Regions from separate parts of the Mus musculus genome. Here regions 2 and 3 are each linked to region 1. The links are chromatin loops, found by intact Hi-C in ENCODE. Cell type or tissue: heart. All regions are shown on one strand.

Region 1 (8,000 bases):
CTGAAATACAAACAGGAAGCTGGTCTTTCACTAGTTCTCAGGAAGAGAAAGGGCCTTAAAATTTCATGTCTCAGCCTGTAATGACATCACTGAGATCTCACCTCACACCAATGACGTCAATATTTAGCTCTTTTGCCCGTTCCAAGAGAAGCCTGCTGGTTTTGAGTGTGGCACCAAACTTAACACTGAGGCGACAGACAGCTTTGGAATCATCAGTGGCAATCCGTAGAACCAACCTAGGTGGAAGTACACTGTGTAAGTGCTCTATAATGCTCATCCGCTCAGGAGCCTACGTGTAGGTGCTGCTGCTTGTCTGACACAGGGTTTAGCCTAGTTCTACTATGTATAGGAATAAATAAATGAACCAAGATATGAGTCTGCCCAACAAGGCCCGGCCTTTTGTGCTCTATCAGAAGACTCACTTTGCCTTTGGATGTGCTCTGGCGACTTTCATCAATTCAATTTCACTGTCAAAAGTCATCATCTGGACTCCGTTACTGGCAGCATACTTGATTTGAGAGACTTGTTTACAAGGATTTGCATAGATAACCCTCTCTGCAGGCACCCCAAGCCCCTGCACCAACTGTATTTCAGTCTGAAAGAGAAGAGCAGTGTTGGGCTCTATACAGACCAAGTCTGACAAACAAAAGCACATGAAGTTGTCATGTGCACCTCAGCTTATTAATAACACTTATTAACACAACTGATGCCTCCTTGGGGCGGGGTGAGCAGTCTTACCTTGCTTGCACAGTCAAATCCTGTCCCAATGGCAGCTAGGGTGCTCACTATGGCTCTGCTATCGTTACACTTGACTGCGTAAAAGGGAGTGACGCGGGGAAGAGCTTTTAGCCACCTCAGATGCTTCTTTAGAATGTCTCCGAGGTCCGCAACATAGAACGCATCCTTATCGTCCTGGAATGAGAACAGGTTCAGGGACCTCATTAGCTGTCCAGCAGCTGGCCACACTGAAAACCCTTTTCCCTTCCTTAATCAAATTCTATCCCTGTTAGCAGTCACTGACATGGCATGACCAACCACTAGACAGTCCACAGTCACATTCTAGATTCTCTGGCAAGACAGGCTCATGTATGGTGCTAGGAGCTCTCAGCAGAGTTGCGGCCTTCCGTGGGCTTCCCGTACTTACAGAGGAAGAGACTTCATTGATTTTTTGGTCCAGAATGTCCTTAGCAGTAAAGCCTTCATCAAGGATGTGGCAGTCAAACTCGTCCTTAGTAAAGCTGCTCATGGTTCTCGATGTGCTTCTGAAACAGGGGAAGCCGCAAGTGAGCGGGAACACACTCAAAGTCGTAGCAATGCTCCAGCACAAATCCACAAGTAAACCGATACTTACACAGGGAACCTGGAGATGGAATCAAATTATCACCAGCTCCTCACAAGGTCGACTTAGCCAAGAACTCTGAATGCTGCCTTCTTGGAGTGGTGGAAACACTAGTGAATAGAAACACAAGATGTGATCTCCCTTGGAATCTTACCATTAAAGGTTACACGCTGCAACCATACACCAGAGTAAACAGGTGAAATAAAGTAGCCAGTACAGGAAGAACTGTGGGTGGGAATCCCAGGGCCTAGGTGAATAGACACCACCCTCCCCAAACAGATTCCACTGTTCAAAACTGAATGCCACAACTCTATACATATGGGACATCTCTCCAAAACAGAATGTGTCTCAGAAGCATATCTGCATACAGCCCATTAACTCTGGCAATATTACTGTATTACATGGCTTCATTTCTGAGCCGTTCCAGGTCTTCAGAAACTTCAAATGGCATTACAGTAACTACATGCAGCCCTGAAAATATCTTATTCCTTCCCACTTTGTTATGCTGAATGATCTTAAGTGAATACAGTCATTATCATCTATCTAGAGCACTCAAACTCAGTGAACAATCCATCAAAATTTTCCATAAGGAACTTTCATGCAGTACTAGCATTAAAACAAAACAAAACAAAACAAAACAAAAACCCAAACTCTTCAAATCAACAGGATATTGTTAGTTACTATTATGAGACACCAGTATCCCAAAGCCTATATTGCCTAACAAAATGAGCACTTCTGGGATCCTGACTGTCCTCAAATGCCTTCTAATATCCACTTAGTTATGGATAATAACCATATGGAAGGCATTTTTGGTCAACTTTATGACTAACAAAAATAAGCAAGGTCACCACTCTTAATAAAAGCTTCTGTCTGGGCCTTATGAAATGGACAACAGCAAGTGGCCAAGTAAAACTCGTTTTTTTCCGTTGTGTGACCCACTTCAGTGCCTGCAGCCTACAGGCACGGAGGCTGGGCAATGGTTAGGAGCCACAATTTGCTCTAGCATGGGACACTATGAGAGGCCCACGGGGAAGAGCCTGCCATAAATCCAAATCCATGCATGGTTAAACATGTTAAGCCTTAATTTAACGAGACTTTTGGCAATGTCAACTTCCGTTAGCTGCCTAAACCTCTCCTAAGTTAAGACTAGAGAAGAGAGCCAGCCAACTCGTTGTATATCATTTACAACTGATGAATGGGCTTTGGCAGTAACTTTGTAATTTTAGGTCTTAAGTATTTTCCAGGCAACCTTCCGGTTTAAACACGAAAAGCTTTGAGATACTGTTTTGCCTTTCTGTAGCTTTGCCTAAATAATATAATAGATAAGATCTGAAAGAAAAATGTTACTAACACATTTTGGTATGGGAAGTAGCTAAATCGTGTCAGACAATTAGCACAAGAAGGTAACTCTGGAAGATATAAGCCAATTAAAACAGAAAAGAATTCCAATCAGTCAAAGTCTGCCCGATCTTAGGTTTGAATAAAACAAACCACTACATTCTTTGTCCTCTCCCAGACATTCCTGACAGGCTCTGCCCCCCACACTTTTTCCAGTTATTGAGGATTCTGAGTAGGGTTTCCGGGACAGCCGGGAACCCGTTTTCCCCTAAACCACTAAGTCATTCAAGGAGTTCTAATTCCAAGTCACAGCTGGTGGGTATTCATTAGCAGTGACTCCCAGACTAAATTTGGTCTACCAACTTCCACTCCGGGTCATCGCCTCTGCTCTGTACACGTAGTGAAACTAAAGAAAGCAGCAGGAAACTAACTGCAGGACCGCTGCTCGCGGCCGCGCTCCCCTGCACCTGCCGCGGGCTTGCCCTCCATCATCACCCGGGCAAGTGGAGCGCTGAGTCCGGCTGACGCGAAGAGGGCTCCCATGGGGGGATCCGAGGGCTTGCAGCCGAGGTCCAGGAGCAGCTGCCTTCAGGGCGGCGGCTCGCAAGGTCACCGGTCCCGGGCCACGTGTCCCCTGCCGGCGGCCGCAGTCCGGGCCTCGCGACACGTGGCCGCACATCCCTCCCGCGTCCCGCTCACCTCACAGCACGGTGGCCCGGCTGGCCTGACCCATGGAGGCGCCGCCGCCAAACCCCGAGGAGCGCCCGTCCGTCCGTCCGTCCGCCCGCCGCCGCCGCCCCGTCAGCCGCCTCGTCGAGCCCGCCGCAGACGCCGACCGGAGGTGGCGCCGAGCTGCTGGCTGAGGGCGGCCGGCGGTGGCGGCTGCAGGGACTGACAAAGCCCGACGGTGCGACGCGCCGCTACTTATACGCCGAGCACGTCGTCATGGAGACGCACCAGCTCAAACCAGCCGCGATCGGTTCCGGCCGGGAGGCGCGGGGGAGGGGCGGGGACTCCGTGGCGGCCAACCCGGGTCCCGGCGCCGGAGGCGGGGGACGCGGGCCGGGCGCGTCAGTGGGGCGGGGCGCAGCGCGTGCCCACCCACCCGCCCATACGCCCCGCGCTCCCCGCCGGGCCTCGTGTCGGACACGCCCTGCGGCAGGCCTGCGCACGCGCACCACATCACCAGTCCTGGCTGCCAGCATGCCGCAGGGCCCTATGGGCAGCGGGCGGGAGTCGGCTGGTGCATGCGCACATGTACCTGGTCGCCAGTCTCTCGCCCCCTACCTCTCCGCCTAGGCACACAATCTCTTCCCCCTCTCCAGGTCCTAACGGCTGAACCCAGACCTGGAAGACTAGCAAAATTCTTCCTCGGCTTTCCATTCAGGGGGTGGTATTCCCTAGCGGGGCAGGCGTATCGCAGATGCAAGCGGAGGATGGATGGGCCGTGAGCTGTGCGCCGGCCACATAGACTAGACTTGGTGGCGCAGACTGACCCTGCATCACGACCCTGTATGCCTAAGCCTGAAAGCTTGCTGAGAGACAAGCCCGCGGAGGCTGACCCGGCCACTCCGTGTTATGTTGGTGGCTTCCAACTAGATGTTAGGCATCAGTTGCATGCTAAGTACGCCTTCTATCTAAGCAAGGGTCGTATTGAAAGGCGTGTTAGGGACAAGGTAAGAGGTGGTGGACAGCCACCAGCTGTCTCTCTTATTCTGTCTTTCAGGGTAGCTACAACTTTGAGAAGCCTGAATGCGAACAGAGTCTGGGCAGTAAATTTGTATCCACCAAAGTTACATTGTTAAAGAACAAGTGGGACTGACTTACATATTCAGTATTGGAAAAACACACGAACACTACAATTTGTTACTATGTATACTATGTATACGATGTTAATGGTTTGTTAATTCTCAGTTAAAACCCCTCTCCCAGCCCAGACGTTGAGATACCATAGCAGTACCAAAAAACTAACTTGAATCACAGCAAAGGAAAAAACTTGAAGCTTTTCAAGGGCCTGAGCAGGGCCAGATGACCCACACCTTTAATCCCAGTACTCAGGCAGAGGCAGGCTTTTGTTTATTTGTTTTTTGTTTGGTTTGGGTGGTTTGTTTTTGAGACCTGGCCTCTCAGTTTAGCCCTGGCTTTAGTGGAACTCTACCTGCCTCTGCCTCAAGAATGCTGGGATTAAAGGTATGTTCCTTCTCTGACCAGCTAAATCTCTTAAGTTTGAGACCAGTATAGTCTACAAAGAGTTCCAGACCAACCACGGCTACATAGTGAGACCCTATCACAAAACAAAGTCAAACAAACAAACCCCACTGGCTTTTCTCCAGAGGTCCCTAGAGAAAATCCACAACCCAGCTCCACTCCCAAACTGTTGTGCAGTTTTGTGCAAGCCTTGGTCTCATGTACCCAAGGGTCTTTTACAACCACAAAGTCCTGGGAGGAAAAACCTTAGTACACACTTCCAAGCCTGGGTCATAGTCCATAGATATTTGTTGAATGAGTGAATGAAAGAACGAGTGATTCACTTCTCCCTGAATCATGGCTTCTGCAGAAAGAAACAAGAGCCACAAAAGCATCAAGCAAGCTGTCCATACAACGATGGGATGGGCATTTCACTCTTCTCTTGGGCACCCTGCTCTTCCTTAGTTTTATATAATCCTGGAGCAGTCACAAGGTACCATGCAGAGCAGGAGAAGGGTATGGGATCCCCTCCTAACAACCCTTTTCTTCCCCAAGGACCAGATTAGCTGTTTTGACCAGTCAAAGAACATACAGCCCCAAGCGTTCAATTAGCATCTTTATCTCTGTGATGGGAGATAATCATAGTGTTTTAGTTTTGGAAACCTTACCTGGGAAGAAGAGCGCAGGTCTTGGTCAGGAAGACCAGGAGACCATTCCAAATTATAAACTACTCTGGCTCTATCACAACTGCCTATGTATGTATGGCACCAACCCACCCACATTCCAATTCCTGCCCAAACCCTCGGGAGGTGGTGTCTTGTACATGATCCAGCTGACTGTCAGGGTGGGGACAGAAGGTAGGGAAGGAGGGGCCCATTTCCTGGGGTAGTGGCCCTGCTAGCTGGTGGTAGACAGGCTCCAGCATGGAGAGGTCCCCAAAGCCGGTCTGAAAGCAGCTGAGCTTGAGTCATAAGACTCAACTACTAACCTGCATTCAAGAAGACAGACCAGTGGTGACTAAACCCAGGCTTAGTCAAACGAGTGGCATTACTGATATTATTTTCACCGGTTCCTCCCTTTCCCTACCCATCTTCCTTAAGAGAAAATCAACAAAGGCTAGGCTACCACTCAACACAAGAGTGCTTGCCCCTTTCTCCCTAGGGGCAATTTGAGGCCCCAAGTTCCATTGCCATTGTCTCTCCAAAGTAAAGCGATGAGACCTTATAAAATGCCAATGTCCAGAATGTTATCCTGACATGCAGTGAGGTGTTTGTGCTAGATTGTGCAGAGGCACCGAAGGATGGATGAAACCAGTGTAGATGCTGCTATTAGCGGTGTTCTCAGTTACTGTCTTATATTCTGGGGCTGTCTCTGACTTTCTTAGGGACTCTCAGCACTTGCCCATGGTAAAATCCTGAATCTCACGCCCCTCCTTGGAGGTGCAAGCTCAGTGTCTACAAGTAGTGATGGTTGGGCCAAGTTCTAAGAGCTCTAACTTTATTTTTTAAGACAGCATCTCATGGAGCTCAGGTCCCTGTGTAGCAGAGCAGAGCCTTGAATGGCTACTGCCTCCACCTCCCAAGTACATGGGGTAGTTACAAATGTAAAGAGGGCCCCTTATGGGAAAAGAATTACATCGCATAAAGGAATAACCAGCAATTGTATACAAATCCATTTACTTGGTATTGGCAAAGTCAAGACAGGGCTTTCATTCATCCATTGGTTCATCCCCTCCTAACAACTCCTTTTTTTCCCCAAGGATGAGATTAGCTGTCGTGACCCATCCGAAAATGTGCAGCCTGAAGCATTGTTTGTTTGTTTGCTTGCTTGCTTGTTTGTTTTAGATAAGGTCTCATTGTTGTATGTGTGGCTGGCCAGGAATCTGCTATATAGATAAGCTACCTGGAACTCACAGAGAGTATGCCTCAGTATGCCTCAGCGGGTATTGAAAGCATGGGCCATCACACCTGGCTTCAAGATAGACTCTTAAAAGAGGAAGAGAGGAGGAGGAATCCGTATCCAAAGTCATATCTGTCTTCTAGGAAAAGAACAGACTAGCCAGACATGGTAGCACACACCTTCAATCCTAGTGCTTGGGAGGCAGAGGCAGGTTCAAGGCTGGCCTGGTCTACAAAGCTGGGCTTTGTACAGCCAGGACTGCTCACACTGAGAAACCCTGTCTTGGAAAGAAAGAAAGAAAGAAAGAAAGAAAGAAAGAAAGAAAGAAAGAAAGAAAGAAAGAAAGAAAGAAAGAAAGAAAGAAAGAAAGAAAGAAAGAGAGAGAGAGAGAGAGAGAGAGAGAGAAAGAGAGAAAGAGAAAGAAAGAAAGAGGGAGGGAAGGAAGAAAGAAAGAAAGAAAGAAAGAAAGAAAGAAAGAAAGAAAGAAAGAAAGAAAGAAGGAAGGAAGGAAGGAAGGAAGGAAGGAAGGAAGGAAGGAAGGAAAGAAGGAAAGAAAGGAAGAGAGCAGACTAAAGTGAGATTCCTAATATTAGGCCACATAAGGAAATTAGCACCTGCCTTGCTAAAGGTGCACAACTCAAGATACCTGGGCAATGGAGAGCAGTCACCAGACAAGTCACATCTGGATATTTGACCCAAAATAGTGTTCCACTGCTGTAACTCACCAATGCTAGACTTGCCCTGAAATTGTGTTGAGTGTCTCCAAAGAGCTAACCCTCCCTCCGAGGCAGAAAGTGTGCCACCTCCACTGATAATCCAAATAATGTGCCCAAGGCAGGGAAGGCAGCTTCCAGGTTGTTCTGAGCAATGGTGGCATCATCAGAAGTGATGGCATTGCTCCAGAGGATCTCTTCTAAGCATCAGACACCCATGTGTACAAGTCTCGGTATTTTTATTATGAAGAGTGAAGTTACATCATGACCCTACCTTACCCAGCCCTGGTAGAGCTTACTGGGATGGGACCAGACAGCAAGCCCAGTAGTGGAAACTGGGACAGGACTTTCCCAAGCCCAGCAGGCTCAGGGGCAGGTCAGTGGCCACACAGGACGTGGCAGTGAAGTAACCCCTGTCCTGAGGTTCATTTTAGTGGCATCTGTGGTTTCTGTGGGAGCAACTGGCTGCTAAGAACTCCCTCCTTATTGTGTATTTTCTAGAATTGGAGACACAAGAATCCGAG
Region 2 (8,000 bases), 100 kb after region 1:
GGACTCTCCTGCTGCAAAGGTGGGATGTGGAAACTGGAAACTGTAGTCACTGCTATGAGGTGGCCCCCAAGCATAAAGGGCTGGGACCTGCTAGGGATGCAGCAGGGCCGCCAGACTCTCAGGCAGGCTCCACTTTCAGGTGACCTGCCCAGGCTCTGCTGGCTTTTTCCATATTTACCCGTGAACTTTCCTTTAAACAATCAAGAGGAAATACGCTCGCCCCAGATGGCCAGGATACACGTGTCTGAAGCTTTTTTTCCAGGGAGGGAGCCGCTAGGCCAGGAGCGCTGGTCACAGGAAGGAAACCTAACCCTCGCCATCAAGGAAGCAATAATCCCACCTCGCTTTCAGGCCCTGAAAGAGAGGCATGGCAGGCAGCAGGCCACGTCTGCAAACCATGAACACTGAGTCCCTCGGGATACAACCTCTCTATGCACCAGCAAGCAAGTCTTGTTGGACTCCTCAGGGGCCATTTGTGCTCCCACAGCCTCGCTCCCTTGGATTTCTCCTCTCCAGAACATTCTTTTTCAGCCCGATTTACAGGGTGGAACTTCAGCTTCACAGGACCAGTCCTTTCTCTGCCCTTGACCCTTGAGGGATCAAGGGGGGGGGGGGTAGCAATAAATGCCATAGGGACCTGTAAGGGCGTGGACAGGGTAGAGTGCTCTGATTAGGGTCTCTAGAATGCTGGTGGGCCCACTGTCACTGCTGTAATGGGTCTCTAACAATGGATGGCTTGGACACCAGCTTATTATGCTGCTAGAAGCCAGGGGCTCTGATGTGGCAGGGCAGGCGCTTTCTCGGGCCAGCAGGAAGGGTCTACCCCAGCTCTCTCCGGGCAGGCGCTTTCTCGGGCCAGCAGGAAGGGTCTACCCCAGCTCTCTCCGGTGTGATTCAATGACTCGAGCTTATGGATTTCTTGTTCTGGTTTCTGCTACCATCTATACGGTGTCCTCCGTGTGTGTGTGTGTGTGTGTGTGTGTGTGTGTGTGTGTGTGTGTGTGTGTGTGTGTGTGTATTCAAATTTTACTTCCTTTGGGATACCAGGCACATGGGGTTGTAGTTCACCTTAATCACAGAATCTTGATTTGACTGTCTCTGTAAAGGTCCAGTTGCTGTTAGCATGTAATATATGAGAGAAGAATTCAGACTTACATACAGCCGGCCAGGACCGGTCCTTCCAGATACTGCACTGCAGACGTTGCTCACTATAGATGCAGAAGAGTTGGGTGGGCTTGACTCTGACATTGCCCCTTCCATTCCCAAGTTAGTCTTCAAGCCACCCCATGAATTGAGGGAATTTATCTTCCCTGTGAGGCAGGAAGAGAGAACTAGCAACACATGGCTATGAGGCATAAAAATGTTAACTCAAAGCCGGGCGGTGGCGGCGCACGCCTTTGATCCCAGCACTTGGGAGGCAGAGGCAGGCGGATTTCTGAGTTCGAGGCCAGCCTGGTCTACAAAGTGAGTTCCAGGACAGCCAAGGCTATACAGAGAAACCCTGTCTCGAAAAACAAACAAACAAACAAACAAACAAACAAACAAACAAAAAAAGTTAACTCAAGGACTCCCAAACGACCTGTCACTCAGACTACCCTAGGCCACTACAATGATTAAATACCCTCCTCCAGAAAACAGTGAAAATCCATCACCTCCAACAGCCAAAGAAGGGTCCACCCTCCGGACTCCGGACCCCAGACTGGGGCTCTTGAGTCACTTGTCCACTGGAGTCCACTCCCATTCTGTGGACTGCGTTCTCTGATTCTATGCCCATCTCTAATAAATCTGCATTTTAGATTCTACTCTGTTCTTGTTGGACGGTTTGCCTGAAATACAAAGAACCTGAACACTGATCATGGGGTACCCTGGGGATTCCTTCAAGAAACACTAGAGACAGAAAGGGGCTAAGAAGCCTTCTAGTCCACTCCCGAAAATCTGACTTCCTGTTGCAGCTATAAATGCATGTGCAGGTACAAATTAAATACCAGAACAGGGGACAGTGTCCAGAGTATGTAAATAACTTCTGCTGTGTTTTATAAAAAAAAAAAAAGAAAGAAAGAAAGAACAAGGAATATGTTTGGTAGAAGGGTGGTATGGTGAGGTGGAAGGGAGTGCTTCGGTGGGCCCATGCTGATCCATCCCTTCCCCCACCCCCAGGTATACGAAAGGTATACTATGGAATAGAGTTTATTTAGGTGGGGGGATTGAGGAGGGAGTAGAGACAGAGAAAGGCAGAGAGAGAGAGAGAGAGAGAGAAAGAGAGAGAGAGGAGGAGAGTCCAGCCATGAACACGTGGAGAGAAAGGGGAGAGAAGGTACAAAGAGGTAAAAGAGTAGGAGTGAGGAGGGGGCAAGCAGCCCCTTTTATACTAAGTCAGGCATACCTGACTGTTGTCAGGTACCTGTGGGGTGGAGCCTAGAAGGAATGCTAACAACTTCCATAAGGCAACAACAATAATAAAAATATGGACCACCGGGAAGTGATGGCTCACACACCTTTAATCTTGTCACTGGAGAGGCAGAGGCAAGAGGATCTCTGAATTTTAGGCCAGCCTGATCTACAGCGTGAGTTCCAGGACAGCTAGGGCTAGACAGAGAAACCCTGCATTGAAAAAACAAAAGAAACACACAAATAAGTAAGTAAGTAAGTAAGTAAGTAAGTAAGTAAGTAAGTAAGTAAATAATAGGACCCAACTAGAAAGCAGGTAAGGTCTTGGAGAGTGGCTGCTGATGGTCTCTACACACCCAGAAAGAGGTGGAGCAGCAACAGGGAAACGCAAATCAAAGATACAGGAGGGGCCTACAAGGTGACTCAGTGGGTAAAGGGGCTTGCTGTCAAGTGTGTCTTGAGATCGATTCCCAGGACCCCTAAGGTGAAAAAAGAGAATCAACTCCTTGGAGATGTCTTCTGACCTATATATGGACACACAGACATGCACACTAAATAAATCTTTGTTTACAATGATGGGGGGGGCATTGTAACTCCTTACATAGTTGAACAGTGTTCACAGCTGCATAATGCATGCTAAACAGCAGGGATCGGGATCGAGCCAGTCTCTGCAGTAACAAAGGGACAGATGGGCAGAATGTGGTGTGTTCGAGCAAACAGGATTATTACTCAGTCACAAGAAAGAGGGGCATGCTAGCATGCTACCGCGGAGATCAACCTTGAACACCACATGGTAAATGAAATGAGCTAGACACAAAAGGTCAGGACTGGACGAGCCCATGCGATGAGGCAACTTCACAGTCAGCAACTAGAGCAAAGGTCGACAGCAGCTGGCCAGATTAGCAGTCAAGGGGCACAGGGTGTCAGCAGGGCAGTAACGAAGCTTTGGAGGAGTACAGTGGAGATGCCACACAGTGGCACATACTTAGTGCCACTGAATTTCATGTTTAAAAGAGGGTTCAAGTAAGGGCTAGAGACAATGGCTTTGCAGTGAAAGGAGCTTGTGTTCCAGAAGGACCCAAGTTCAGTTCTCATTACCCACATGGGGCAGCTCACAACTGCAAGTAACCCTCTTCTAGCCTCCTCAGGCACCTGCACACATGCATACTTACATACACACACACACACACACACACACACACAAATTTAGATTTATTTTCATTTCATGTGCATTGGGGTTTTGTGCATATATGTCTTTATGTCTGCATGATGGTGTCGGATTCTCTGGAACTGGAGTTACAGACAGTTGTGAGCTGCCATGTGGGTGCTGATAATAGAACCTGGGTCCTCTGGAAGAGCAGCCAGTGCTCTAAGTGCTGAGCCATCTCTCCAGTCCCATACATATAACATTTTAAAAATCTTTTAAAAAAATGTTTAAAAGGTCGTATGACACATACCCCAAATGGTGGTTATTTTGTCAATGTGAGAGTCTAGAATGTAGGAGAGAGACTTCTGCATATGCCTGAGAGAGTTTCTAGATGGGATGGTTGTGGTGGGAAGATGCACCCACACTGTGGGCAGCACTATTCCCTGGCTGGGGTCCTGCACTGAATCCAAAGGACAAGGAGAGCTGAGTGCTAGCGTCCACCTCTCTGCTTGACTGCAAATGCAATGGGATCTGGTGCCTCAGGAGTACCCCTCCACGATGCACTGACTTCCCTAACAGTGACCCCAATAAACCCTTTCTCAAGTTTTCATCATGATTCACCGTGCGAAGTGGAGCTGGGCCCAGGTGCCAAACAGACGAGTATGGCAGTGGAGCGGGAGGCTGGCTCTGCTGCCTGGCTCTCCCTGGACCTGCAGATGTGACTCCTTCGGGCACTGGCCTTTTGCATGGAAACCACTTAAGAGCCAGAAGGGAAATTCAAGTTGAGTCATTACTGCAGGATGTGCAAAGGCAGTACCGGCAGGACCTCCCCCCCTCAACTTGGCATCCTCAGAGGAAATGATTTTGTTTTGCAGCCTCCCCTGTCACCTAGCCTGCTCATCGGGGACAACTGTGTTTCCTATCTTAAGACATTTCCAAATGGGGCGTGCTGGCGAGCACTTCTACAAATACATCCGGGAGGAGCCGGCCACACTCCAGATCTGGGGCCCAGTGCCTCCAGGGCTTCTACAGGAAAAGGCTGCAGCTGGCAGGAAGCCTGGGGTCTCCTAGCTTGCTTTCTGGGCAATTAATTAATTAATTAAAATTTAAAAACGGTACCAGAATAGAGCAGATTGGAGGCCACTCAGTCCCCAAAGGGTGCTCACTCCCTTTGCTCCCAATGAAATCAAGACCCCGGGAGGATCCTGTTGTGTTTGCTTGGGCTTCAGCCTCCTCTTTCTTTTCCCAAGTGCCTAGAAACCCACAGATCCACCCATGGGATTCCCCTGCACGCGCCTTTAGCTCTGAAGGCCTACCAGGAGCAACAGCTTTTGCCCCAAGCCCTGTGGAACGTTCTCACTGTCCCACTTCCTCAGCTCCATTCTCTATCAATATTTCCAAGTCCACCGATGTCATGTGCCTGACTGGGGCCCTGGCAGGAAGGATAAGAATAATATCCAGATGGGCATCCCATCTCTTCTCCTCTGATATACCCCACTGCTACCTCTGTCCCCTCAGTTAAATGCAAACCCTGGTATAAACCTGCTCATTGCCCTAGAGTGTGTGTGGTCATCACGGTCCTTGGGGTTCTGCGGGTGAGGGCACAGGATGGCATGGCAGCGTTTCCAATGGTATCGCCATGGTTACCGGGAACCCTTGCCTGAATAGTTGGTAGCCCTCACCTAACTCAGGCAGGTTGATGGCTTCCGCTCCCCAGGAAGGGGACATACATGTTCTGCTCCTGGCCTTTGCCCATTATCACCGTGGTCACCTAGTATCACCTGGCCAGGAGTCAAGCACTCAGTGTTCTTCTGGGAACCTGCCATTGCTGGGGGTGGCTAAAGTGAGGGTTAAGTCAAGAGCTAGGCCTGTCAAGAGCGGAGCTAAGATGTTAAAGAGTAGGGGTGGGGTGGGGTGGACCACTCTAGGATGGTGCCCTATGCACTGAATGTGCCCTGAGAACTCCCAGGCTGTGGGCACTCAGAGGAGATGTGGGTGCAAGCCATAGCAGTCTCATGGTACACACATTCCCTGCCTCTCTCCTTACCTCTTTTAACAGGGAGCTCTGCTTAGTTACATTAAAGGCAATGGCTCTTCACTTGTAAAGCCAACCCCTGAGGGGAAATCACAATTTTTCAGCAGAAATGTCTTCAGTGACTCTTCAAAAAGTGTCTTGCTCTCATTCCCTTCATGGTGAGAAGCTCACAGGACTGGAACAATCCAGGCTTGAGACTCTTCACCAGCTAGTGCCCCAATAAAGGGGGCTCTCCCCACATCTGACCTCCCCAGTGAAGTCCCACCCAGGCCAGGCCTCCTGCTTCTGCTTCTATTTCTTCCCTCTGCAGGACGTTCTGTTAGGGAGCCTCAGTGTTCTGTGTTGGCCTCAGCCAGTTCTCTCTGAAGTATACTTCCTCTGTAGGTCCTAACCACACAAGGGGCTTTATTGCCATTGCTCTGTCCGGTCCCCAGGACTTGCCAATTAGCCTCACTGCTTTTAAACCCCGGCTTTGCCATTTATCTGCCAATTATTTCTTTGTCCCCCATTGGAATTCAGCCACCTCACAGACGTGCCAGGCAGCATCTCAGCCAACTGGGCTCCAGCTCTATCTACTCTGTCTCTCTCTTTTACCTGTGAAGCCTGAGTTTCTGAATCTCCAACACTTTGTGTCACTTAGATCTTCCCAAGGTGCAGTGGGGACATTTACCCACAGATCTGTGTCCCTTGGAGTGCTGTAGGCACAGACATACTGGGGCGCTCTCCGTCCTTTCAGTGAGCATAGCAGATGTGGCCAAGTCCCACACACATGAGCCCAAGCCCCTCTACTGGCTGCATAGTCCTCCAGTCACGGTAAGCAGTCTCTCTGGGTGCTTTGTGAGCTCAGAGCAGCAAACCTGCTTGTGGTGAGCACTCTGCTTGTGATGAGTGCTCTGTTTGTGATGAGTGCTCCTCTTGTGGTGAGTGCTCTGCTTGTGGTGAGCACTCTGCTTGTGATGAGTGCTCTGTTTGTGATGAGTGCTCCTCTTGTGGTGAGTGCTCTGCTTGTGGTGAGCACTCTGCTTGTGATGAGTGTTCTGTTTGTGATGAGTGCTCCTCTTGTGGTGAGTGCTCTGCTGTGGTTGAGTACTCTGCTTGTGATGAGTGCTCTGTTTGTGATGAGTGCTCCTCTTGTGGTGAGTGCTCTGCTGTGGTTGAGTACTCTGCTTGTGATGAGTGCTCTGTTTGTGATGAGTGCTCCTCTTGTGGTGAGTGCTCTGCTGTGGTTGAGTACTCTGCTTGTGATGAGTGCTCTGTTTGTGATGAGTGCTCCTCTTGTGGTGAGTGCTCTGCTGTGGTTGAGTACTCTGTTTGTGATGAGTGCTCTGTGATGAGTGCTCCTCTTGTGGTGAGTGCTCTGCTGTGGTTGAGTACTCTGCTTGTGATGAGTGCTCTGTGATGAGTGCTCCTCTTGTGGTGAGTGCTCTGCTGTAGTTGAGTACTCTGCTTGTGATGAGTGCTCTGTTTGTGATGAGTGCTCTGCTGTGGTGAGTGCTCTGCTGTGGTGAGTGCTCCACTTATAGTGAGTGCTCCAGACTGGCTTTTGGTCAAGGCTTTTGGTCTAGCTTTTGAGGCTTGGGAGGACTCTATGAGGCCCCATTAAGTTCAGGTACACAGAATCGATTCCATAGCAACAAGGTAAGAAAATCTCACTACACACCACACCAGGAGCTGCGTGGGCAGGAGCAGCCCTTGCTTATCTCTGATCCTGACCTCACCATCCTCATCAGTGTCACTAATTAAGAGGGCTGCTCTCTCTCTCTTCTCTTCTCTCTCTTCTCTCTCTCTCTCTTTTGTTTGTTTGTTTTTTAGATAGGGTTTCCTCTGTGTAGCCTTGGCTGTCCTGGAACTCACTCTGTAGACCAGGCTGGCCTCGAACTCAGAAATCCGCCTGTCTCTGCCCCCCAAGTGCTGGGATTAAAGGTGTGAGCCACCACCGCCCGGCTCAGAGGGCTGTTCTCTAATCTGAAATTTCATTTCTAAATTCAGTGTTGATTCCTGAGTCTTACCGCTGGTTCCCAAACCTTCTTCACTGACACACCGAAACACTGCGCTGGTAACTGCTGAAGCCAGAGGGCAGGCTCCTCAGGGCCAAATGCTCACTGATCCACAGACAGGTTCTATGAGCCTCAGTAGAGGAAGAACTTACTGCGTGACACTCTCCCCTGGGTCCTGAGGAAAGGTGGAGAAGGGGGCTGACATCTTGCTGCTCAGGATAAGCAGGCCACTCGCCAGATACCCTGTGATGTAGGACTGTCACTTCAGGTTTGATTCGAGGAAAACAATGCTCAGAGAAGGCAAATGACACCTAGAGTTTGTTTGCTCTCACATATTTTCAGTCTTGGCCTAAAACACAGGGATAAGCTGGGAGGACTCTTAGGGGTAGGCTGGGAGGACTCTTAACTGCCACCACTGACGGGTGTGGTACCT
Region 3 (8,000 bases), 180 kb after region 1:
CTGTAATGGGATCCCTCTTCTGGTGTGTCTATAGACAGCTACAGTGTACTCATATAAAGAAAGCAAATAAATAAATAAATAAATCTTTAAAAAAAAAATCTTTACATACATGAAGTGAAAGCAGAAGGCAGACTAAAATCAGCAATCCAAACAGTACTTTTAAAATAACATTTGTAGTTGGAGGAAACACTAAAATATTCTTAAGAAAACACTACTTGAAAAAAAATGAAACAAAGTTAGCCAGGCCTTGAAGCACAGGCATGTAATACTACCAACTGGGGAGACTGAGGCAGGAGGATCACAAGCTGAAGGTCTGCCTAGGGTAGGGTGAGTTCAAGGTCAACTTGGGTAACTGACTGAAGCCCTCTCTTGAAATAAAAAGTACAAAGAACATTAAGGATGTAACCCAGTGGTACAGCACTGGCTAAGCACACACAAGGACCTGGGTTCAATCCCTAGAATTACCACCAGAGAAAGGCAGACAGACAGACTGACCAATACACAAAATTACTATGTCCTTACTATTTCTAGACCCTGCTTGTTTGAGATGGGGACAGGGTATGAATCTGGGACATGCACTGACTCTAGAATGGAAGAAAATCAGCAGCTCCCAGAACTCTGCTGGGGTAGTCAGTGAGCTGAAAGGTCTCAGGATGGAGCCAGCAAGCTGGCTCAGCAGGTCAAAGTGTTTGCTGTGCCACCTGAATTCAACCCTGGAACCCATGGTGGAAGAGTAATATCCAAGTTGTCCTCTGACCTCCATGTGCATTATGGCACATAGCCATTCTCACAGGCAGTAGTAATAAAATAAAATCAAGATGGTAGGGGCAGGACCAAAAGGCTCTTCAGAGGCAGATTCTATTTCACAGTGACTTTCTCTCCATCTAACACGTGTCCAATAAAATGTGTGCCAGGGGCCTGGCAACTAGGCTCAGGGGATAAAAGCCCTAACCACCAGCCTGATGACCCGAGTCCAAGCCCTCCTCATGCACAAGTGCACGTAAATCAGGATGCTCCGTAACTGAAGCCAGCGCAGGTCAGCTTTGCCCCAGCACAGACACACCCTGACCTAAAGTGACTGATATGCTGGTTCCCAGATGGCTGCTCAGCACCCCCTTCTCAAGGACCCACAGGAGCTGCCAAAGCACACAGAAAAAAAGAAGCACTGGGAACAGGCAAGGAAAACAGAGAGCAACTGCAGCAGAAAGTACGTACGGAGTCCTTGTTCCACATTTTGACAATTCTAGAGTCTGCAGACAAAACCAAATCTAGGGAATCCTGGAAATGAACTGACTTAATCGGCAGCCCATACTGGTGATCCTTAACTAGCAACGGCTTATCCGAGCGAAGATCATATAACAACACCTAGAAGAGAAAAGTTAATTCTAGTCAAACAAGCCATTTCCAAACTACACATTTAATACTCAGAGTAATGGGAACTGGGGAGGCAGCTCAGCTACTAGAGTACTGACCCAGTACCCACAAAGCCCCAAGTCCATTCCCCAGCCCAGCAAAACCAGCCATGGTGGCACATGCCAGTAGTCTCAGCACTTGGGATTATGGAGGCAAGAAAATCAGGAATTCAAAGTCATTCTTGGCTACATATCAAGTATGAAGCCATCATGGGGTATAAGAGACCCCTCCCCTCCTCATACACAAACATACACATGAAGAAAAACAAAAAACAAAAAAGTTGGAATAATGACTGCCACCTATTTCATAACCTTCTATGAACATGACAAACACACTTAGTCAGAGCCTAACACTAAAGTCAGCTCTTGGAAGTTTTATGACTTTAACCCTGGGAGTAGTTTTTAGATCCACTAATTTGATAATTACTGATCTATACTAAGAAAGGGACAGATATTCATAAGAATGTTTTGCTTGCTAATTAATTAGCAAATCTGTGGCCTAGGACACAGCAGGTGCTGCTGCAACAAGTGACCTTGAGTAAGCATTGTGGCACATGCCTTTGGGAGGCAGAGACAGGCAGATCTCTGTGAGTTCAAGGCCAGCCTCTTCTACACAGAATTCTAGGCCAGCTAGCATTGTATGTCAAGACCGTCTCAAAAGAAAAAGAAAAAAAAAGGCTCTTTGCATGCACACATCTTGGAAATATTTAGTGAACACAATTCTTACTTGCAGGATTCCCAGGGTCTTCAAAATATGTACTTAAATCCACTGTGACTCTCCAAGAGTAGAAAGCTGTTAGAATCCCAAATTTGGGCCACACACTCTAAAAAATACTGTTCCAAACCCCTATCAGGAATGTCTGAAGACTACCTCGATTCAACTCTAACATCAAAGGACTAGACCGATCTTCCGAGGTGCTAAAAGGACCTAGTAGTCTGGAGCACCTCTCCACTCCGGCCTCACTCACTATCCAAGTGCCTTCCAATACACATCCAAAATACTGGCTCACATGCTCACATGTGACATTTACCTGCCCTGTGGATGTTCCAACTGCCATGCTCAAGGCTCCATTAAACTTCAATGCAGAGATGGTGGGTAAGCTGTTTATCCTGAAAAGCAAGTGTTTGTCCTCACTTCAAATCTAACAAGGAAAATCATGTTACCAGCTATTTGTTTATAACTCTATCCAAACTTTCATAATAAAAAAGACATTTCCCATACAAATGTAATCCCATAACCCACCTTCATCTTCCATTCTATTCAGATAATAGAACACTGTTTTCAGAAACTTCTCCAGGATATCTTTCTCTCTCTCTCTCTCTCTCCCTCTGTGTGTCCGTGTGTGTGTGTGTGTCCGTGTGTGTGTGTGTGTGTGTGTGTGTGTGTGTGTGTGTGTGTGTCCGTGTGTGTGCAGGGGCACCAGGGGTCAACATCAGATATCTGCGATCCATGTGTGCTTTGGAATAGAATGTTCAGTGATTCTGGAGTTTGCTGGTCAGGGACTCCCAGGGACCTTCCTGTCTCCATCTCTCCAGATCTGAGATTAGTGACTGGTTTATATGGATGCTGGGGATCTAAACTAAGTCATGTCTTTCACAGCTAGCACTTTATTGAATGAGCCATCTTCCCAGCCCTCAAACATCCCTATCATTCTCAGAGAAACAATTTATCTTGGGATATGGGTGGGTATGCTTACTTCTGATGTAAAACCAACTTCACCAAGGCAGGAGAGAGAGCTCAGTTGTTAACAACATGCACTGCTTCTGCAACGAACTCAAATTTGAATTCCAGCCAGCATCCAAGTCAGGTGGCTCACAACTACCTATAACTCCAGCTCAGGAGATCTGACACCTTTGCTCTCTGCAGGCACCTGCACTCATGGGCACACACACATATTCAAAATTTCAAATCGTTTTAAAAATAAAATAGATCAACCTCATTCATCTAAAATAAAAGCCTAAGACCTAAATCTCGATGGTACTGAAGAACAAAAGGTACGGCTACAATTCTATACGTGCTTCTCATGCACCAGCTACAGACACGAGCGCCAAAACATTAAGGTAGAAAAAAGAGATTAGGTCAGAAGTAGACCAGAGCTGGCTGTGCTGATGCCTGCCTGCAATCCCTGCACTCAGGAGGCTGAGGTACACTACACAGTGAGATCATGTCCCGCAACAACAAGTAGAAACCAGCTCTGCACCCAGCCCTTCAAGGCCAGACCATGCCCGGAGCACTAGCAAGCCTCTCCTGCCACCTACAGCCTTAGCCTGGTGCTGCACTGAGCAGCGGCTGGAGAGGAGGCTGCTGCTCCTCAGACTCCATCACCTACTCTTCAAAATGAACTTCAGAATACCTGTTCATACAGAATTATCTTCCTACTCCTCCCAGGCTTATTTCATAAGGCAATTTTATCACTTTCTTCAGACAGGTTAATGACTCCTTCAATAATTGTAGTTTATGTTATGAGAACTTTTCTGCCACCTCCTCCTCCTCCTTCTGGGGAATTGCTAAGATACCAAATTCACTGACTTCTGCACATTCATTTCCTAACCAGCTCCTGTAACTCTCCTATTAATTCTCCCTGGCTTCCAGGCAAGTCTGCTGACTTTCTCAGGCAGACAGTCAATCATGGAAAAGAAAGACAGCCTGCTCTATCCAGTACTTCTAGCTTTACTAAAATTACTAAATTTACTAAATAACACAAGTGACAAGCTACAAGGTTTGTAGGAAAAGCATAAAGCTAAATTAAAAAGAAAAATACAGGGGCTAGGGAGATGGCTCAGAGGTTAAAAACACTGGCTGCTCTTTAGAGGACCAGGGTTTGATTCCAAGAACCCATCCATAACTCTAGTTCCCGAGGACCCAACCCGCTCTTCTGGGTTTCATGGGTACTGTACTTATGTGCAGACACAAACAGACATACGTAATTAAAAATAAATAAATCTTTAAAAAATACAATACAATACAATAAGATCACTTGAAAAAATCAGCAGAAGAAAAACCAGCAATCTTTAACATTTTCTTATGCCTCTGGATGTTCTTCTGATGACAATAAACACATATGGTCATGGTCATTGTCCTTTTATAAAAATGTTATAAGAGCCGGGCGTGGTGGTGCACACCTTTAATCCCAGCACTCGGGAGGCAGAGGCAGGCGGATTTCTGAGTTCGAGGCCAGCCTGGTCTACAGAGTGAGTTCCAGGACAGCCAGGGCTATACAGAGAAACCCTGACTCGAAAAACAAAAACAAAACAAAAAAAATGTTATAAGAATTTAATAAAACTCTATGACAACTGTATGTTTTTCTTTCTCACTGAAAGGTATATATCTAAAAATGGGTATTTATATACCCTTCCCTACACTAACATACTTCTGAAACAAAATTCTCAAAAGCTGAACAATGAGTATGTCATTGATGGAGAGTTTTCTTTCATAAAACACATACAATTAAAGTACCTAACAAGACGTCACTTTCTGTACATAAAGAGCTCACCAAAGTCTCTGGTAAATAAACATCCAGTACTAAGGTAGGGGTAGGGTGCTGCAATCAGTCCCAGCATTTGGGAGGAAAAGCATTAGGAGTGCAAGGCCATTCTCAGCCACGCAGGAAGTCTGAAGGCAGCCTGACACTTATGTTTTAATATAAAAAGAGAAAAAAAATCACTACCTGTGAAGCAGTCAGGTAGCTCTAGTTAACTGCTACCTCTGTTCTTTCTAATAACAATAAATCGGGAGAGGTGTCTGTGTGTCTACTATATACCAGATACCCAGGAGACTCCCTCAGACCCAGGAGTTAACAGCCCACATGGACGGGGGAGAGCCTAGCTCAAGAACTAACAGTAGCTAGACAGAGGGCTCAGTGAAGCCAACCATGGGGCACCTGCTCCCAAGCCTGACAACTGGACCCACAGGGAGAAGGGAAGAAGACTCACTTCAAAGCTGTGCTCTGACCTCTACATGCATGGGTGTGCCCTGCCCGTGCAAAATCAGTCAATCAAACAAATGTAATAAACTGAAAAGAAAGGAGGAAGAGGGAGAGAAGGAGGAAGAAGAGAAAGAAGAAGAAAAGGAGGAGGAGGAAAAGGAAAGAATGGTGAGGACATGCTGGGGAGGAGCCTCAGCTGAGGACAAGGAGACAGTGGCCACTCAATAAGGTGGTAGATGCTTATATTTATATTAGGTTTTCTGTAAAACAATTTAGCAGGAACCCAAAAACTCAGTTCTAGATGCTTGGGAAATAACCACTGAACTACAAACATTGGATATGTTCCCAGAGGCTCTGGTTGGCCAAATTCTGCTACACAGCAGGTGGGTCTCTGCTATTCTTTCTGTTTCGGATACTGCTTAGTGTCTTTTGTTATACTAAATATAATTATTTTCAAAATATTTTATCACAACAGCTGAAAATTCCTTACCTCTAAAGAACAACAACAACAACAAAAAAATCAGTACAAAATGTGAATCAATTTTCATTAAAAAAAAAAACCCCAAATTCCAATATTTCAACCATATACAAATGAGGAGCACACTTTTAATCCCAGCACAGACAGAAGAGGGCAATCTCCCAGCTCAAGGCCAGTCTGGTCTACACAGTGAGTTCAAGGACAGCCAGGGATACACAGAAACACTGTCTCAAAAAATCATAAACAGAAAAAAACAGTACTCCCATTACTTCTAAAGACCAAAGTGAAGATGGCCTTTTTCCATCCTTGTCCTTAATACTGTGTAGTATCCCATCTCCTATAGTCACTGCACTTATGCTGGAAATAGCCTTGAGATGTATTATCAGTGACTACTACACATCTGTTTGCTTTAAAACAAAACAAAGCGGGCTGGAGAGATGTTTCAGCAGTTAAGAGCACAGACTGCTCTTCCAGAGGTACTGAGTTCAATTCCCAGCAACCACATGGTGGCTCACAACCATTTGTAATGGGATCAGATGCCCTCTTCTGGTGTGGCTGAAGACAGCTACAGTGTACTCCCATACATTCATTAAATAAATAAATAAATAAATCTTAAAAACAAAAGGAGGATTGGGCGAACACACGCAGGGATGTACCCAGAGGTCAGAGGACAACTCTGTGAAACTGGTTCTTTCTTTCCACCTCTGGGGGATCCAGAGACTGAACTCAAGTCATTAGGCACACAACTTTGATCCAAGCATCAGGAGGCAGAGGTAGGTGGATCTCTGTGATTTGAGGCCAGCACAGTGTATACAGAGTTCTATGCCAGGCAGTGCTGGAGTGAGACTATTTCATAAGAGAAAAACAAGAAACAACAACAACAAAGAGAAACAAAGTCAGGTTGTGATGCTAAGGGCACACGGAACTCAGAGCACACATCTTGACATAATTCAAAGACAAATCAATGCTTAAGAGTGAGAGAAAATTAGAATGAGTAACTTTAGTATTTTGTTCTTAGTATATTTCCTGATTTCTTTTTTAACACTGATGGGTTAAAACAATGTGGCAACTGAAGAGCTGGCTCTGAGGGAAAGCACAAACTGCTCTGAGGGGAGCAGAATTAGGTTCCCAGCACCCACACAAGCTGCTCACAACTGCCTGTAACTCAAGCTCTGCTTCTAGGGGATGCAGTGGCCCCCTCTGGCCTTTTTAGGCATCTGCACCCATGCACAGGCGCACACCTTATACAAAAACAAAAAACCTTTAATATGCATTTTTTGCATTAGTTTATTCTATGTGGAAGTGAACTTCCTAGCTTAAAGTTTCTTAATATCCTCTACACCATGCCATGATTAGTGAAGTTGATTATCATTTTAAAATAAACCCCAAAGCAATCAAGAAAAATGAATGTCTCTATTGTCACTTTAAATGTAGCAGTTTAAAACAAACACGCAAGTTTACTTCTTAATACAGAGTAAGATTTATGTATTAGAAAGAGGTATCATTAGTTCGTTATACACTGGCTTGCTGCTCCTGTAATAGTGAAGGTTGACCCTGCAGCCTTGCATACTCCACAGGCACTCTCCTACTGAGCTGCAGCAGCTGAGCCATTCTTTATTATTTTTAATCAAAGATGGTCCATGTAAACATCTTTTCAAAGGAGTTATGAGTTCCTACCCTAAAGGAAATCATGCACTAAATTTTAGGGTCCTTAGTGTCATTGCAGCCTGTTACCATCAGACGCTTTACCCTCCAACATGAAGTATATAAACTCTCCCTGAAGTACACGGGATGTGCTGGAGAAGCAGTGCCCAGAGAAAGGCTTTTCTGAACAGATAAGCCTGGAGCAAAGGCCTGCCTGAGGGTGGTCTGCCTACAGCCAGCACCTGGGCAGGGGTGCCAACCTGTGCCAGCCCATGCTGGTGAGTGGATGACAAAGACTCGTTCTTACTTGACTCAAGCTGCTACCTGTGTCACATGTTTTTCCTCTCCAAGTATGTATTACTCTCTAAATGTTTAAGTGTAGACCAATAAGAACAAGAAAAAAAAAGAAAACGTCACCCTTTGCTTCCTTCAACATAGCATTCAAAGCACACGCCTGCCCAGTCACCAATCCTGGGGGAATGAAAACTAAAATCCCACGCTGCTCTGAGAAGTACTGGAGAGAAGGAATCTCCCTGGCTT

What was found. Peaks named below come from ENCODE experiments on the same cell type or tissue, not always from the same donor. Only the 100,000 strongest peaks of a DNase experiment are listed, where the experiment ranks them.
Region 2: it touches region 1 in a loop (4-fold over the local background); 10 of 42 quality-filtered maps call a loop at or near these places.
Region 3: a loop joins it to region 1, with 3 times the contacts of the local background. A loop is called at or near these places in 28 of 42 quality-filtered maps.

Annotation. Positions count from the first base shown.
Region 1 is chr12:17,540,545-17,548,544 of GRCm38, reverse strand. It overlaps Odc1 (ornithine decarboxylase, structural 1), which reads right to left and starts at 3,672. Exons shown (of 12, transcript NM_013614.2): 1 at 3,377-3,672; 2 at 1,352-1,449; 3 at 1,145-1,262; 4 at 739-912; 5 at 423-595; 6 at 102-236. The coding sequence starts at 1,246. It overlaps Gm22748 (a small nucleolar RNA gene), which reads right to left and starts at 2,399; the gene lies at 2,264-2,399. In heart, a CTCF peak has its summit at 3,951; a DNase peak (open chromatin) is centred at 3,784; H3K4me3 peaks cover 3,246 bases; H3K27ac peaks cover 2,524 bases.
Region 2 is chr12:17,436,866-17,444,865 of GRCm38, reverse strand. It overlaps Gm36752 (a long non-coding RNA gene), which reads right to left. Exons shown (of 3, transcript XR_381308.3): 2 at 1,156-1,310. Among named protein-coding and RNA genes, the nearest start is that of Gm36752, 4.3 kb to the right of the region's middle. In heart, no CTCF peak of the experiment used is centred here; DNase peaks (open chromatin) are centred at 255, 3,225 and 4,445; H3K27ac peaks cover 1,273 bases.
Region 3 is chr12:17,362,831-17,370,830 of GRCm38, reverse strand. Nol10 (nucleolar protein 10) reads right to left here. Exons shown (of 21, transcript NM_001008421.1): 10 at 2,444-2,522; 11 at 1,216-1,365. Among named protein-coding and RNA genes, the nearest start is that of Mir3066, 11 kb to the right of the region's middle. In heart, a CTCF peak has its summit at 3,679; a DNase peak (open chromatin) is centred at 3,660.